Regions from separate parts of the Homo sapiens genome. Here region 2 is linked to region 1. A link is an interaction called in ENCODE POLR2A ChIA-PET data of the cell type or tissue named here. Cell type or tissue: MCF 10A. All regions are shown on one strand. Links, peaks and the distances in the headings refer to the core of each region. The heading gives the core; the rest is flanking DNA.

What was found. ChIA-PET counts read pairs that join two places held together with the same protein. Peaks named below come from ENCODE experiments on the same cell type or tissue, not always from the same donor. Only the 100,000 strongest peaks of a DNase experiment are listed, where the experiment ranks them.
Region 2: POLR2A ChIA-PET joins it to region 1 with 8 read pairs; 5 of 35 experiments call an interaction of 5 or more read pairs at or near these places.

Annotation. Positions count from the first base shown.
Region 1 is chr19:3,505,657-3,513,431 of GRCh38, reverse strand. FZR1 (fizzy and cell division cycle 20 related 1) reads right to left here and starts at 7,121. Exons shown (of 14, transcript NM_016263.4): 1 at 6,958-7,121. RefSeq lists enhancers at 6,367-6,576, 7,387-7,646, 7,697-7,746 and a silencer at 6,917-7,066. In MCF 10A, for the core only: no CTCF peak of the experiment used is centred there; a DNase peak (open chromatin) is centred at 3,641.
Region 2 is chr19:2,962,502-2,970,276 of GRCh38, reverse strand. No RefSeq gene overlaps it. Among named protein-coding and RNA genes, the nearest start is that of TLE6, 11 kb to the left of the region's middle. In MCF 10A, for the core only: no CTCF peak of the experiment used is centred there; no DNase peak of the experiment used is centred there.

The DNA of each region.
Region 1 (7,775 bases), core at 2,517-5,016:
CCACTCCCTGGCCCTTGCCCCAGGAGGCGAAGTGTCCTAGACTCAGCACTCGGCCCAGCCCTGCCCACGGGGAAGCTGCAAGGCACTGCCTCCTGCTGGAGTCTCCGCAGAGTGGTTCCAGCAGGAGGCCTCCGACTAAGGATCACTGGATGGTGGTGACAGAGCTCGGGGGTGGGCCGGGACACAGCCCCTCACAGGTCCCGACCCCTGCAAAGTTGCTGGATGGCGGTGACAGAGCCAGGGGGTGGGCTGGCTAACAGCCCTCACAGGTCCCAACCCCTGCAAAGTTGCAAAGTGCTCCTGCCTGAGGGGTCCCAGGTGTCCCCAGACCACCTGTGAGGCCCTGGCCCAGGTGCCCTCCCAGAGAGCCCCCTCCTCATGTGAAAGGCAAGGGACTGCGCTGGGTGCCTGGGCGTGATGTCCAGCCATCCTCTGCGGGGCTAGGGAGAAGCACCAGATAAGAAAGACCCCCCACAAAAAAATGGGGGGTCACCCAGCTATCCGCTGTCTGCTCTCACTGGATCTGGGAGTTTCTGGGGAGGTTTGCCTCCTGCCCTGCGCCCAGGAGTGTCATTTATGAAGCACGGCTTCACAAGCGTCACCTCATCCCACTAATCTCATTCCCAGCCACTCCTCAGAGGAGGACTCTAGATGGCTCTCTCGGGTCACATTTGGATGTCCTCGGTGTCATGATGTGATTAAGGGGGCAGCCGTGCCAGCTGCATAGATGGCCTTGTCAGAGCACGTGAGCCCCCCACCAGCACCACCCCACCCAGCACACGCGGCCCTCAGCCCTGCAGCTCCAGGGACCCAAGGCGGGCGAAGCACCCAGACACCCTTATCGCTAACCCTCCTTGTGCCCTCCCATGAAAGTAAACCAAGTCCCATGAAAAGGTTCTAGCAGGGTCCATCAGAAAGAGTGTGGGCTTTCGACGGGATCAGCCCAGGCTGAGTCCCAGCTTCAACCCTTCCTGGCCACGAAGCTTTGGGCAGCTTCACCTCTTGGGACATCAGTTTCTTCATCAGTTAAGCAGGGACAACACTGCCTGCCTAGGAAGCTGTGAAATCAGGCATGAGGTCTACGAGGCAGCAGGCACCCGGCATGACCCAGAGAAGATGCTTGGTGAGAGCTGGCTGGGCCCAGGACTCATGACAGGTGCACACACGGCCCCAGAGGTGCTCAGTGGATGCTGGCTGGGCCCGGGACTCATGACAGGGGTACGCAGGTCCCCAGACTGCTCCCTGCTCCTTCGTCCTTGGGCATGGCGGTGCCTTGGCAGCCAGGATGCTGCCCCAGTGACCTCCTGTCCACAGACCATGACACTTATCTCCTCCCATGCTGCCCCCATCAGTCTCAGAGAGGAGGGAGGACGTCAGAGAAATGGGGCTCCCGGGGCAGGTGGCCGTGGTTGCAGGGGTGGACTGACACAGGGGAGAGGTGGACTCTGGACCAGAACCAGAGCCGGGGCCTAGCGGAGAGACCACTGAGGCACAGAGATCTCTGCAGGGAGCAACCCCCACCTGCAGAAGAACAAGCTGAGCTGGCGGCCTCTGACCTCTACAAACGCAAAGACACAGCCAAGAGTAGCCAAGTAAAAAAGGGTGGGGCCCAGACCCTTGGCAGGGGACAGCGTGCCTTCCAGGGTGCCCGTGTGAGCCATGGCGAGGCGAGTTACTGTTGGAGGCCGGTGCCTGGGCCCCGGGAATACACCCCGTGCACGTCATTCATTCATTTACTCACGCCGCCACCTGCCAGCCGACGCCTCCCCACCAACCAGCCATGTGCCATGTGGGTTCTAGGTGCTGACCCAGGCGCCGCAAAGCAGAGCCAAGCTGCTGCCCCCACTGGGTGTGCAGCCTATTTTTCTCTTCTTGTTTTTAAAATATAGAGATGGGGGTCAGGGTCTCCCTATGTTGCCCGGGCTGGTTTCAAACTCCTGGGCTCAAGCAATCCTCCTGCTGAGGCCTCCCAAAGTGCTGCGATTCCAGGCGTGAGCCTCTGTACCCAGCCGGCAGGCAGTCTAGAGTGAATAGCAGTCTAGAGTGGATGAGAAGCATCCCCAGGGTCTACTCGGCCAGCAGCTCTCACCCTCTTCCCTGTGTGGGGGGCAGCTCCCACCTCCAGCCCACTCCCGTGAGAACTGCTCTCCACACTTCCAAATGGTGCCTGCAGATAAAAGACCCGAGGTTGCTCATCTCCAGCCTCCTGGTACCACCGAGTACCCACAGCCCTGTCTGACTTGATGACACCTTCAGACCTAAAAGACACCTGGGTCTGCGGCAGCACAAAAGGCTGCAGTGCCCCACGTGAGGAGGAAGGCAGCGTGGCACCACGCCTGTGGTCTCTCAGGATCGGATGGAGCGCCATCAGGTTCCCGAGGCCCGCACATCTCTGCATCTCTGTCTGTGTCATGCAGCTCCCACCCACGGGTCCCAGGCGAGGTGAGGCGGTAGCAATAGAAACCCAGTCCGGGGAGTTCATGGCGAGGGCCCCAACCTCAGCGCTGCGGACATTTGGGCCGGAACGCTGTCTATGGCGGGGAGTCCTGGGCTCTGCGGGGCGCTGAGCAGCATCACTGGCCTCCACTCACTCCATGCCAGGAGCGCCCCCCAGTTGTGACAATGCACAGATGTCCCGAGGTGTTGCCCAGTGCCTGTGGGGGCGGAGTCACCCAGGTGGGGAATGCATGGATGAGGGGGATCCTGAGGGGGATCCTTAAGTGGAAGAGTTGCTCTCCAGGGCAAACAGACCAGCACTGGCCTCCCACACTCCTCAGCCCTCCGGTGAAAGCAGACAGATGCCCACTGCCCACCCTCTCTCTGCTCCCATCATCCTTCCACCACCGACCCAGTGGCCTGCAGGCTGGTGGGGATGAGAATATAGAGGTTCCCAGGCCAAATCTGATCTGGGAGAGAGGAAGATTCACAACAGAAGGGAATGTGTGCAAAACAGCACAGGAATCTGAACGGCCTGCCGCTCTCCAGAACCCAGCAGTGTGGCCGGGCATGCTGGCTCCGCCAGTAATCCCAGAGCTTTGGGAGGCCAGGGCAGGAGGATCACTTGAGCCCAGGACTTCAAGGCCAGCCTGAGCAACATGGTAAAACCCCGTCTCTACAGAAAATACAAACATTAGCCAGGTATGGTGGCGCGCCTGGAGTCCCAGCTACTCGGGAGACTGAGGTGGGCAGATTACCTGAGGCTGGAAGGTCGAGGCTGCAGTGAGTTGTGATTGCGCCACTGCACTCCAGCCTAGGTAACAAAGTGAGACTCCATCTCAAAAAGGAAAAAGAAAAAAGAAAAAAATCAGAACCGTGCAGCAATTTGGGAAGGCTGGGGTGGAAGGGACATGCTGGGGGCAGGAGGACAAGGTGGAAAGGTTGGAAGGCAGGTCTCTAGAGCTGGGCTCACGGTGGTTGCATGGGGTTGACACCATCAGACACGATCAGCCGGCGAGTGGAGGCACCAGCGCCTCAGTCACAGAGCAACAAGGACGGTCGCCACACAACCACCAGCGCCTGCCTCTTCGCAGCAGCTCAACTCACAACAGGCAGACACTGGAAACAGCACCAACGTCCACTGAATAAGGAGACGCACAAAACCCGGTGCCTCCACATCACGGAACATGACTCAGCCACGACAAAGAGCAGGGCTCTGACTCAGGCCACAGCCTAGACGCACCTTGAGGACATCACACTCAGTGAGAGATGCCAGACACAAAAGGCCACACAATGTGGGATTCCATTTCTATGAAATGTCCGGGACAGGCCCAGCCACAGAGGCAGGGGAGACAGGTGGTGGCGGCTGATGGGGTCAAGGCTGGTTTCTTCCTGAGGGAATGAGAATGCTCCAGAATTGGGCAGAGGTGATGGCGGCCCGAGCCTGTGAACATATAAAAACCAGGGAACTGCACGCTCTAAAGCAGTGAATCGTGCGGCAGGAGAAGTGTATCCAAATAAAGCTACTACGAGCAAAAATTAAATAAAGAAAGAAGGGCCAGTGAAGAAGCCTGAAGGAAGAACCAGACGGAGTAGGAAGCCAAGAGAGAGTGGGGGTGTTCACCGTTGTGGGGGCGGTGTGTCATTCGTGGTCAGTGGCGGCTGAGTGACTGAATGAGGCGCGGCCAGGCAGGCTGCTTGTGTGCCCCTCATCCCATCCATGAATGAGGACACTGAGGCAGAGGAAGGCAGTCACCTGCCAACGCACACAGGGACCTGGGGCCACTGGGGACATGAACGTCCCTGGACGAGAACATAAGTGGCCCAGGAAGGGGCTCTGGCTCTGTGCTGAGTCCAGTGGCTGGGAAGAACAGTGACATGTGGGCAAGGCAGTGACAAGCGGAGTTGACGAGCAGGTCACTGGTGACCACAGGGAGGTGTCGGGGGCAGAAGAGAGATGAGGTCAAACACTCCCTTTCCTGCTGGTAGGTGCCCAGGTCCCTGTGGCAGTGCCAACAGGGGGCCCGCTGTGGGCAAGCACACAGCCCAGGGCACTGAGCAGGCCGGAGGCGGAGCGGGGACCAGGCAGGCACACTCACTGCCCTCACGGGGCTCACAGTCCAGACATTGGGGACAGGCTGCTTTCTGTACTGGGCCGTTCTGGGCACAGTGGGGGCACTGAGCAGCATGCCTGGCTCAAATACTGCCAAATGTCCCCTGGGGACAGAATTGGGCAGTGGAGAGCTTTGCGCCAGGAGAAAGGAGTGACAGCGCTGAGTTCCTAGAAGACCAAGCCCCTGGATCTTCACCTCTGCCTGGAGTCCCCGGGAGCGGCCCTACACACACAGACTTTCCATCCTCTCCCCTCTAAATGACACCAAGCAAAAGGTCCTCAGAACCAATTCCATTCTGGGACTCCCAAACCCAGAAGTTCTCAGTCTACAAAACCCCTCTACCAGAAACCCCATTAAACAGTAAGTGGTTTGAAAATCAACGTAAGGCCGAGCGCGGTGGCGCACGCCTGTAATCACAGCACTTTGGGAGGCCTCGAGGCGGGCAGATCGCCTGAGGTCAGGAGTTGGAGACCAGCCTGGCCAACATGGTGAAAACCTGTCTCTACTTAAAATACAAAAATAGCCGGGCGTGGTGCGCACACCTGTAATCCCAGCTACTCAGGAGGCTGAGGCAGGAGAATCACTTGAACCTGGGAGGCAGAGGTTGCGGTGAGCCGAGATCGCGCCACTGGACTTCAGCCCAGAGCGAAACTCCATCTCAAAAAAAAAAAAAAAAAAAAAGAAAATCAATGTAGCCCCACCTTGAAGACCAATCCGGCTTGTCTGTTTCTAGAAACTCCTCCTCCAAACCCCAAAGCCCCACCCCAACCCCTACCCCCACCACTGCCTGCAGCCAGGGCACAGGTTCTGAAATTTGACCTGGGAAGCAAGTCACAGGGGCAAACTGGCGGGTACCACCTTGCCAAGATACCCCTCCCCAGTAAAGCACCGGGCTTGCCTTTGAGTAAGTGTCTGCTCCCTTAGCAAAACCCTCTGCAACCCAACTCCGCTCGCTGCTCAAGGCGCCGGGCAGCGGCCAGTGGCCAGCACACCTGCCTCCACTTGGGATTCCGAAGGAAATGACAATCGGGTGTCGCCAAAACACACGGGCCCCTGACACAGGAGGAGGCCCACGCGGAATTCCGCATGACAGACGGCCCCCGACACATCCACTCCGGGGACCAAACCTAGGTGATGCCGTCAGCTTCTATCCCCACCCCCACCCCGAGAGAGACCACTCCGCCTTCACTTCAAAGTCCCCGCAGGCTGCCCTCATGCTGGTGGTGTGTGTCCTTGGTGGATGGTTTTCCCTTAGGTAAATCACCCTCCTTCAAAGCACATAGGTTGGGGTGGGGGCCTCACCACGGAGAGGCATGAGGTCATCGCCCGGTAGACTGGGGCGGGGCGGGGGAATCGGAACCAGAGAGACGCCCTGAACCAGAGGATGAGTTTGGGGTGGAGAAAACAGGGGAAAAGACAAAACAGATTTAGGCTGAACATCTGCATATCGGGGGTCTCAGGACGTGGGGTGGAGACAGGTCTGGACGGTGGAAGAGGGGGAGGGGGTGTCACAGGTTTGAGTAGGGGTAAAACGGCTCTGAATGGGGGGCACACTCCATATTCTGGGGATCCGAGATGGCCAGGCTTGCGTTTGGAGAAGACACGGGGCAGGACGCAGGACGGAGGTTCAGTTCGGAGGAGGGAGGGGCTTGTGCACGGATAGCTCGTCTGAGGCTTTGGTGGGAGAGCTGGATTTCGGGGGAATGGGGGCTGGTAGGGGGCACGCTGGGAGGGTGGGGGAGCAGAAATCAGCGAGATGAGGTGAGACGGGGACATCCATGCACTCAACCCGTGCCTGCGGGGACTGGTGGACACAACAGTGACCACAGACACAGGTTTCCGGGTGTCCCGGGCTGGGACTGCATTTTACTGGGGCGAGGGGCTGGTTGCGGCCTGGGCGAGCCATCGCACACCACAGGCTCAGCGATGGGGGGCGGCTTCGTGTGGGCAGGACCCAAGCTGGGAGGGTCTGAACTGGGAAGTCCCGGGGATGACAGGCCAGGGAGAAATCACCCGGGTTAGGAGGCGGGGTCTGCTGTTCTAGGGGTGCGCAGTGGGGTCCCCTGGTTGGGGGTGCAGGGCTCAGCCTATTTTAAAAAGAATGGTGGACGCTGACGGCGGCTGCGGGGAGGTCACGACTTACAGGTGGCTCGGGGTGGGGGTCACGGCAGGCCCCGACGTGGGGGGGACGCTGGGATTTGGGTGTTAACTCGGGAGACGCGGATGCTGAGGTCACCCGGGCCTAGTTCGGCCTGGGAGGCGGCATTCGAGGGGACTGGGGGCTCCTGGAGGGGCCTGAGCTGGGGTGGGGGTCGCAGCCCGCCCCGCCGTCCCGGTTTTGGGGGGTCGCAGTCAAGCTCCGCCGCCTAGGGCCCGGGGGGCGGGTCCCCGACCCCGGCCGCCTCACCTGGCTCGCTCCCGTGGCTCGCTGGCTCCCGCCGACCCCGCCTCTCCTGGCACCGCACAGCGCCCGCCTCCGGCCTCCGCAGCTCCCGCAGGCCCGGCCGCGGCCGCCGCTGACGGGATCCCGGGCTCCGCGGTCCCTAATATGGCGGCGGTCGCTCCTCCGCTGCCTCCCGGCTCCCTCCCTCCGCCGCGCGCGCCCGGCCGGCCGCGCGCACCCCCGCAACCCGACCACGCCCCCACGCCGCGCGCGGCTAATCGCGGCCACGCCCCCCGCCTACCCCACACACCGCCAGGCCCTGCCCAACACCCAGCCAGGCCCTGCCCACTCCGAGTGGCTGCGCCTGCGCGCGTTGGGCATCTCGGGAGGACGTGACGTCTCCCGCGATTCAAATCAATACAGGAAGCGCGGCTCCACGCGTTGCCCAGGGCAACCGCGGCCGGAAGAGGACCCGCGGGGTGCTAGACGTTGCAGAAATGGCTCTGGTAGATGGAGGGCGTGGTTCCCACTGGGGACAGTCGCGGAATGGGGCGCCCCAGGGCAGACCCTTCCTAGGGTAGATCGAAGCCAGGCACACCTCAGTGCGGCATTGACGTCGCGCCTAATGAGCGCAGATGGGACCCAACACCAGGTGCGTGTCCCGAACGTACAAACGTCACTGCTGAGAGTCATTAATTTATTCAACAAACCTGCATTGCGCTCCTAAGTGCTGCTCCTCCAGGCCCCAGTGAGACAGCAGGGAACAAAACAGGTTTTTAGGCCAGGTGCGGTGGCTCAAGCCTGTAATCCCGGCACTTTGGGAGGCCGAGGCGGGCGGATCA
Region 2 (7,775 bases), core at 2,254-4,753, 540 kb after region 1:
AGTGTCTAGTGCAATGTGCTTTTCTGTTACAAGGAAGCAGGTCAGAGTGCAGCCAGATTAATGCTTCATTTTAATTTTAATTTTTTATTTTTTGAGATGGAGTTTCGCTCTTTTTGCCCAGGCTGGAGTGCAGTGGTGCAGTCTCGACTCACTGCAACCTCCACCTCCCGGGTTCAAGCAATTCTCCTGCATCAGCCTCCCTAGTAGCTGGGATTACAGGCGCCCGCCACCACGCCCGGCTAATTTTTTGTCCTTTTAGTAAAGACAGGGTTTCACCATGTTGGTCAGGGTGGTCTCGAACTCCTGACCTCAGGTGATCCACCTGCCTCGGCCTCCCAAAGTGCTAAGATTACAGGCGTGAGCCACCAGGCCCAGCCTAATGCTTAATTATAACTATATGTCTGTACATAATTCTTTTTTTTTTTTTTTTTTTGAGATGGAGTCTCGCTCTGTCACCCAGGCTAGAGTGCATTGGCACAATCTCGGCTCACTGCAACCTCCACCTCCCAGGTTCAAGGAATTCTCCTGCCTCAGCCTCCTAAGTAGCTGGGACTACAGGCGCCTGCCACCACGCCTGGCTAATTTTTTTTTATTTTTAGTAGAAACGGGGTTTCACCATCTTGGCCAGGCTGGTCTCGAACTCCTGACCTTGTGATCCACCCGCCTCGGCCTCCCAAAGTGCTGGGATTACAGGCGTGAGCCACCGCTCCCGGCCAATCTGTACAGAATTCTTGTTAACCCTGTGAGGACAGCTTCACCCCCACCCTCAGGCTCCACACCAACCCCCTGTCACAGGAAGAGTGAGTTTGTGGAAGTGGCTAGGATTGATGAGGTTTGCCTCCTGCCACCTGGTAGAAAGAAGCTGATATTTGTTTTCTGTAGCTGCTGTAACAGATGACTGCAAACCAGGTGGCTTCAGACAACAGAAATGTATTTTCGCACAGTGACGGAGGCCAGAATCGAGGTGTGGGGAGGGCCACTGTGCTCCCTCTGAAGGCTCCAGGGGAGGGTCCTCCCTGCCTCTTCCAGTTTCTGGTGGCGGCCAGCAGGCTTTGGTGTGACTTGGCTTCACTCCAATTTCTGCTTCCATCACTGCTTGGCTTTCTTCCCTGTTTGTCTCTGTGTCTGTGTCCAAATTTCCCTCTCCTGATAAGAACGCCAATTATTAGATTTAGGAGCTGCCTTGAGAATCGCTTGAACCCGGGAGGCGGAGGTTGCAGTGAGCCGAGGTGGCGCCACTGCACTCCAGCCTGGGTGAGGGAGTGAGACCCTGTCTCAAAAAAAACAAAAAACAACAACAACAACAACAAAAAAACAACAGATTTAGAAGCTGTCTTAATCCAATGTGACCTCATCTTAACTAATCTTTTTTTTTTTTTTGACTCGGAGTCTTGCTCTGTCGCCAGGCTGGAGTGCAGCGATGTGATCTCGGCTCGCTGCAACCTCCGCCTCCCAGGTTCAAGCGATTCTCCTGCCTCAACCTCCCCAGTAGCTGGGACTACAGGCGCCCGCCACCACCACGCCCAACTAATTTTTGTATTTTTAGTAGAGATGGGGTTTCACTCTGTTGGCCAGGATGGTCTCCATCTGTTGCCCTTGTGGTCTGCCTGCGTTGGCCTCCCAAAGTGCTGGGACTCCAGGTGTGTGCCACCATGCCCGTCTAATTTTTGTATTTTTTTGCCGAGGGGAGTGTTGGCGTGTTGCCCAGTCTGGTCTCAAGCTCCTGGCCTCACGTGATCCACCCACCTTGGCCTCCCAAAGTGCTGGGAGTACAGGAGTGAGCCACTGCATTCGGCCATAACTAATCATATCTGCAATGACCCTATTTCCAAATAAGGTCGCATTCCCAGGTACAGGGGATGGAGGGGGCTTTTGGACTTCAACAGATATTTTTGGGGGACAAAGTTCTACCCACTACAAGGCTCAAAAAAGAAACTGTCAACCTAAATAACAAACAAGGAGAAGCTCTCTAAAACAAAAGGATATTTATTTGGAAATAGGGCTTTGCAGTGCTATAGTAAGTAAGCTATGCACATACTGAGGGAGGTAATAGAAGACAAAGATTTCTAAAGGAGAATTGAGGAAGATGACGTAACTATTTTGAGGTAATTATCCTTCGCTACAAGGATCAATAACAACGGTAGGCCAGGCACGGTGGCTGACGCGTGTAATCCCAGCACTTTGGGAGGTTGAGGTGGGCAGATCACCTGAGGCCAGGAGTTCAAGATCAGCCTGGCCAACATGGAGAAACCCCATCTCTGCTAAAAATACAAAAATTAACCGGGCATGCTGGCGCCTGCCTGTAATCCTAGCTACTTGGGAGGCTGAAGCACAAGAATCACTTGAACCCAGGAGGCGGAGGTTGCAGTGAGCTGAGATCACACCACTGCACTCCAGCCTGGACGACAGAGTGAGACCCTGTCTCAAACAAACAAACAAACAAAAAACAAGGATAAAGCTGGTCTTGTTGAAAAGATGTCCTGTAGAATAAGGTTGTGACGGGAAGTTTGATGCGGCCAGGCGTGGTGGTTTACGCCTGTAATCCCAGCACTTTGAGAGGCTGAGGCAGGCGGATCACGAGGTCAGGAGATCCAGACCATCCTGGCTAACACAGTGAAACCCCGTCTCTACTAAAAATTTAAAAAATCAGGGCTGGGCGCGGTGGCTCACACCTTTAATCACAGCACTTTGGGAGGCCGAGGTGGGCGGATCACGAGGTCAGGAGATCGAGACCATCCTGGCTAACACGGTGAAACCCTGTCTCTACTAAAAATACAAAAAAAATTAGCCGGGCGTGGTGGTGGGCGCCTGTAGTCCCAACTACTCAGGAGGCTGAGGCAGGAGAATGGCGTGAACCCAGGAGGCAGAGCTTGCAGTGAGCCGAGATCCTGCCACTGCACTCCAGCCTGGGCAACAGAGCGAGACTCCATCTCCAAAAAAAAAAAAAAAATCAGCCGGCATGGTGGCGGGTGCCTGTAGTCCCAGCTACTCGGGAGGCTGAGGCAGGAGAGTGGCAGACGGAGCTTGCAGTGAGCCAAGATTGCGCCACTGCACTCTAGCCTGGGTGACAGAGCGAGACTCCATCTCAAAAAACAAAAAGAAAAAAGGAAGTTTGATGCAAATTTTTGGGGTTTGCAGCCTTTTATTTTTTTCTTTTATTTTTTTGAGACAGGGTCTCATGCTATTGCTCAGGTTGGAGTGCAGTGGCCCCATCATGGCTCACTGTTGCCTCAACCTACGAGGCTTAAGTCATCCTCCCACCTTAGCCTTCTGAGTAGCTGGGACTACAGGCATGTGCCACCACGCCTGGCTATTTTTTATTTTTTATTGTTTTGTAGAGGCAGAGTCTGGCTGTGTTGCTCCGGCTGGCCTCAAACTCCTAGGCTCAAGTGATCCTCCTGTCTCGGCCTCCCAAAGTGCTGGGATTACAGGTGTGAGCCCCGTGCCCGGCATGCAGTCTTTTGTGATATTTTCTTGTTATCAGGCATCCATGCATGAGAACGCACTATTCAAAGCTGTCCCTGGCTCTATTTGTCACTTTGCTGTTGTTGTTGTTTTTTTGTTTTTAGACAGAGTTTCACCTTGTCACCCGGGCTGGAGTACAGTGGCGCGATCTCGGATCACTGCAACCTCTGCCTCCTGGGTTCAAGTAATTCTCATGCCTCAGTCTCCTGTGTAGCTGGAATTATAGACACCCGTCACCACGCCCAGCTGATTTTTTTTGTAGTTTAGTAGAGACTGGATTTCACCATGTTGCCCAGGCTGGTCTTGAACTCCTGAGCTCAGGCAATCTGCCAATCTCTGCCGCCCGAAGTGCTAGGATTACAGGCATGAGCCACTGCACCTGGCGTCACTTTTTTTTTTTTTTTTTGAGACGGAGTCTCGTTTCGTCGCCCCAGCTGGAATGCAGTGGCACAATCTCGGCTCACTGCAAGCTCCGCCTCCCGGGTTCACACCATTCTCCTGCCTCAGCCCCCCAGTAGCTGGGACAACAGGTGCCCGCTGCCACGCCCGGCTAATTTTTTGTATTTTTAGTAGAGATGGGGTTTCACCGTGTTAGCCAGGATGGTCTTGATCTCCTGACCTTGTGATCCGCCTGCCTCGGCCTCCCAATGTGTTGAGATTACAGGCGTGAGCCACCGCGCCCGGCCTTTTTTTTTTTTTTTTTTTTTTTTTTTAACACAAGTCACTCCATTTTGATTCTGACAACTTTCTTTTTTTTTTTTTTCTTTCATACGGAGTCTCGCTCTGTCTTCCAGGCTGGAGTGCAATGGCATGATCTCGGCTCACTGCAACCTCCGCCTGCCGGGTTCAAGCGATTCTCCTGCCTCAGCCTCGCAAGTAGCTGGGACTACGGGTGCACTTCACCACACCTGGCTAATTTTTGTATTTTTAATAGAGACGGGTTTCACCGTGTTAGGATGGTCTCGATCTCTTGACCTCATGATCCACCCGCCTCGACCTCCCAAAGTGCTGGGATGACAGGTGTGAGCCACCGCACCCAGCCTGATTCTGACGACTTTCATATGAGTAACTATAACAACTCAATGTTTTCATCAACCACTAAATCCCATTTTACATAGGAGGAAATTAAGTCCCAGAGAAGCTAAGTGACCTACTTAGGACCACACAGTTGCTAAGTAAACTAGGATTTTATCCCAGGCAGTCTTGCTCCAGGAGGTATTCCCATAACCCTTACGCCATCATAGAGAGATCCAGTTAGGATCTGCTCAGGTAGTGGCATTAGACTGGACCTCCTCATGAACCCAAGCTTGGAGGAAGGGGCATCCACATCCACTCCAAAAGTGGGTTTTGAGGGCCAGGCACGGTGGCTCACGCCTGTAATCCCAGCACTTTGGGAGGCCGAGGTGGGCGGATCACCTGAGGTCAGGATTTCAAGACCAGCTGAGTCAACATGATGGAACCTCGTCTCTACTAAAAATGAAAAAACTAGCTGGGTGTAGTGGCGCGCACTTGTAATCCCACCTACTCGGGAGGCTGAGGCAGGAGAATCACTTGAACCCGGGAGGCGGAGGCTGCAGTGAGCCGAGCTCCCACCACTGTACTCCAGCCCGGGTGACAGAGTGAGACTCCACCTCAAAAAAAAAAAAAAAAAAAAAAGAAGTGGGTTTTGAATCTCCTGGACCTGGCTTTCCTCTCAAAAGAAATCCAGAGACATTAGTTAGCTATTGCTGTGTAACAAATTGCCCCTAAACTTGCTGGGCCATTTACACGAATTGTTGAAACAATCAACATTTATTATCTCACAGTTTCTGATGGTCCAGAATCAGGGGGCAGCTTTGTTGGTTCAACATAGGGTCACTGATGAATAATTATTCATGTTCAAGCCTCTATTTTTTTTTTTTTTTTTGAGACAGGGACTGAGACTCACAGGCTAAGTGCAGTAGGGTGATCACAGCTAACTGCAGCCTCAAACTTCCAGGCCCGAGCGATCCTCTGGCCTCAGCCTCCTGCGTAACTGGAACTACAGTCCCCTGCCACCACGCCCAGGTAATTTTTGTTTGTTTTTGCAGAGACAGGGTCTCCCTATATTGCACAAGCTGGTCTCGAACTCCTGGGTGTTTGAGTCTTTCTTTATCCCCTCTTCAATCGAACACCCTCTGTCATCCAGAATTCAATTAACAAATCTCTTCTCAGTGATGTTTCTCTTATTGTATTTATTTATTTATTTATTTATTTATTTTGAGACCCAGGGTCTCTCTCTTTTGCCCAGGCTGGAGCGCAGTGGTGTGATCTTGGCTCACTGCAACCTCTGCCTCCTGGGTTCAAGTGATTATCCTGCCTCAGCCTCCTGAGTAGCTGAGATTACAGGGGCGCACTATCATGCCCAGCTAATTTTTGTTTTGTTTAGTTTTGTTTTTGAGATGGAGTCTCGCTCTGTCGCCCAGGCTGGAGTGCAGTGGCGCAATCTCGGCTCACTGCAAGCTCCGCCTCCTGGATTCACGCCATTCTCCTGCCTCAGCCTCCCAAGTAGCTGGGACTACAGGCACCTGCCACCATGCCCGGCTAATTTTTTTTTTTTTTTGTATTTTTAGTAGAGACGGGGTTTCACCGTGTTAGCCAGGATGGTCTCGATCTCCTGACCTCATGATCCGCCTGCCTCGGCCTCCCTAAGTGCTGGGATTACAGGCATGAGCCATCACGCCCAGTCTACTTTTTTTTTTAGTAGAGATGGGGTTTTGCCATGTTGGCCAGGCTGGTCTCAAACTCCTGACCTCAGGTGATCCCCCTGCCTCAGCCTCCCAAAGTGCTGGGATTACAGGTGTGAACCATCGCACCCAGCAGACACTTCTCTGATTTAAATCACTCCATCTTTCCCGAGTTTTCCTAATCGTCCCACCACCCTGTGATATTTTCTTGTTTGTTTCATTCTTCCTTGTCTGTCCTGGACGGGCTCTGTAAATTATTGCTAGAAGGAGATGACTGAGTGGGGAGAACTTTTTTTTTTTTTTAAGATGGAGTCTCGCTCTGTCGCCCAAGCTGGAGTTCAGTGGCGTGATCTCGGCTCACTGCAGTCTCCGTCTCCCAGGTTCAAGCAATTGCCCTGCCTCAGCCTCCTGAGTAGCTGGGATTACAGGTGCGCGCCACCATGCCCGGCTAATTTTTGTATTTTTAGTAGAGACAGGGTTTCACCATGTTGGCCAGCCTGTGCTTGAACTCCTGACCTCAAGTGATCCACCCGCCTCAGCCTCCCAAAGTGCTGGGATTACAGGAGTGAGCCACCGTGCCTGGCCAGAGTGGGGAGCACTTTAACCCACCCACATGCATGTTTTTTGGTGTCTGCTTTCCTTGGATGTCTCAGTTGCGAGGGTCCACGCTAGCTTTGCCCCTATGGCATGCCTGGGCCTGATGGGGCCCTGCACTTCCTCTGGACACTGGTTCCCATCAAGGCCAGTTATGGTAGCTCACACCCTCAGTCCCAGCTACTCTGGAGGCTGTGGCAGGAGGCTTGCTTGAGCCTAGGAGTTCGAGACCAGCTGGGCAACATAGCAAGATCCCATCTCTACAAAAAATAAATAAATAAAAAACAAAAAAAGAAAGTAAAGGATTGGAGTCTTTTGAAGGTCAAGCTGTGGATCGTAGTTTACATTTTACCCTTTAAGAACCATCCCCTCGGGCCAGGTGCAGTGGCTCAAGCCTGTAATCCCAGCACTTTGGGAGGCTGACGCTTGCAAATCACCTGAGGTCGGAATTTCGAGACCAGCCTGGCCAACATGGTGAAACCCCATCTCTACTAAAAATACAAAAATGAGCCAGGCATGGTGGTGCATGTCAGTAATCCAAGCTCCTTGGGAGGCTGAGGCAGGAGAATCGCTTGGACTTGGAAGGTGGAGGTTGCAGTGAGCCAAGATTGCACCACCACACTCCAGCCTGGGTGACAGAGGGAGACTCTGTCTCAAAAAAAAAAAAAAAAAAAGAAGGCCAGGCGCGGTGGCTCACGCCTGTCATCCCAGCACTTTGGGAGGCTGAGGCGGGTGGATCACCTAAGGTCAGGAATTCAAGCCCAGCCTGACCAACAAGGTGAAACCCTGTCTCTACTAAAAATACAAAAATTAGCTGGGCGTGGTGGTGGGCACCTGTAGTCCCAGCCACTCGGGAGGCTGAGACAGGAGAATTTCTTGAACCCAGGAGGCGGAGGCTGCAGTGAGCCGAGATCATGCCACTGTACTCCAACCTGGGCGATGGAGTGAGACTCCATTTAAAAAAAAAAAAAAAAAAGAAGAGAACCATCTCTTCCGGGCTTGGAGAGGGGA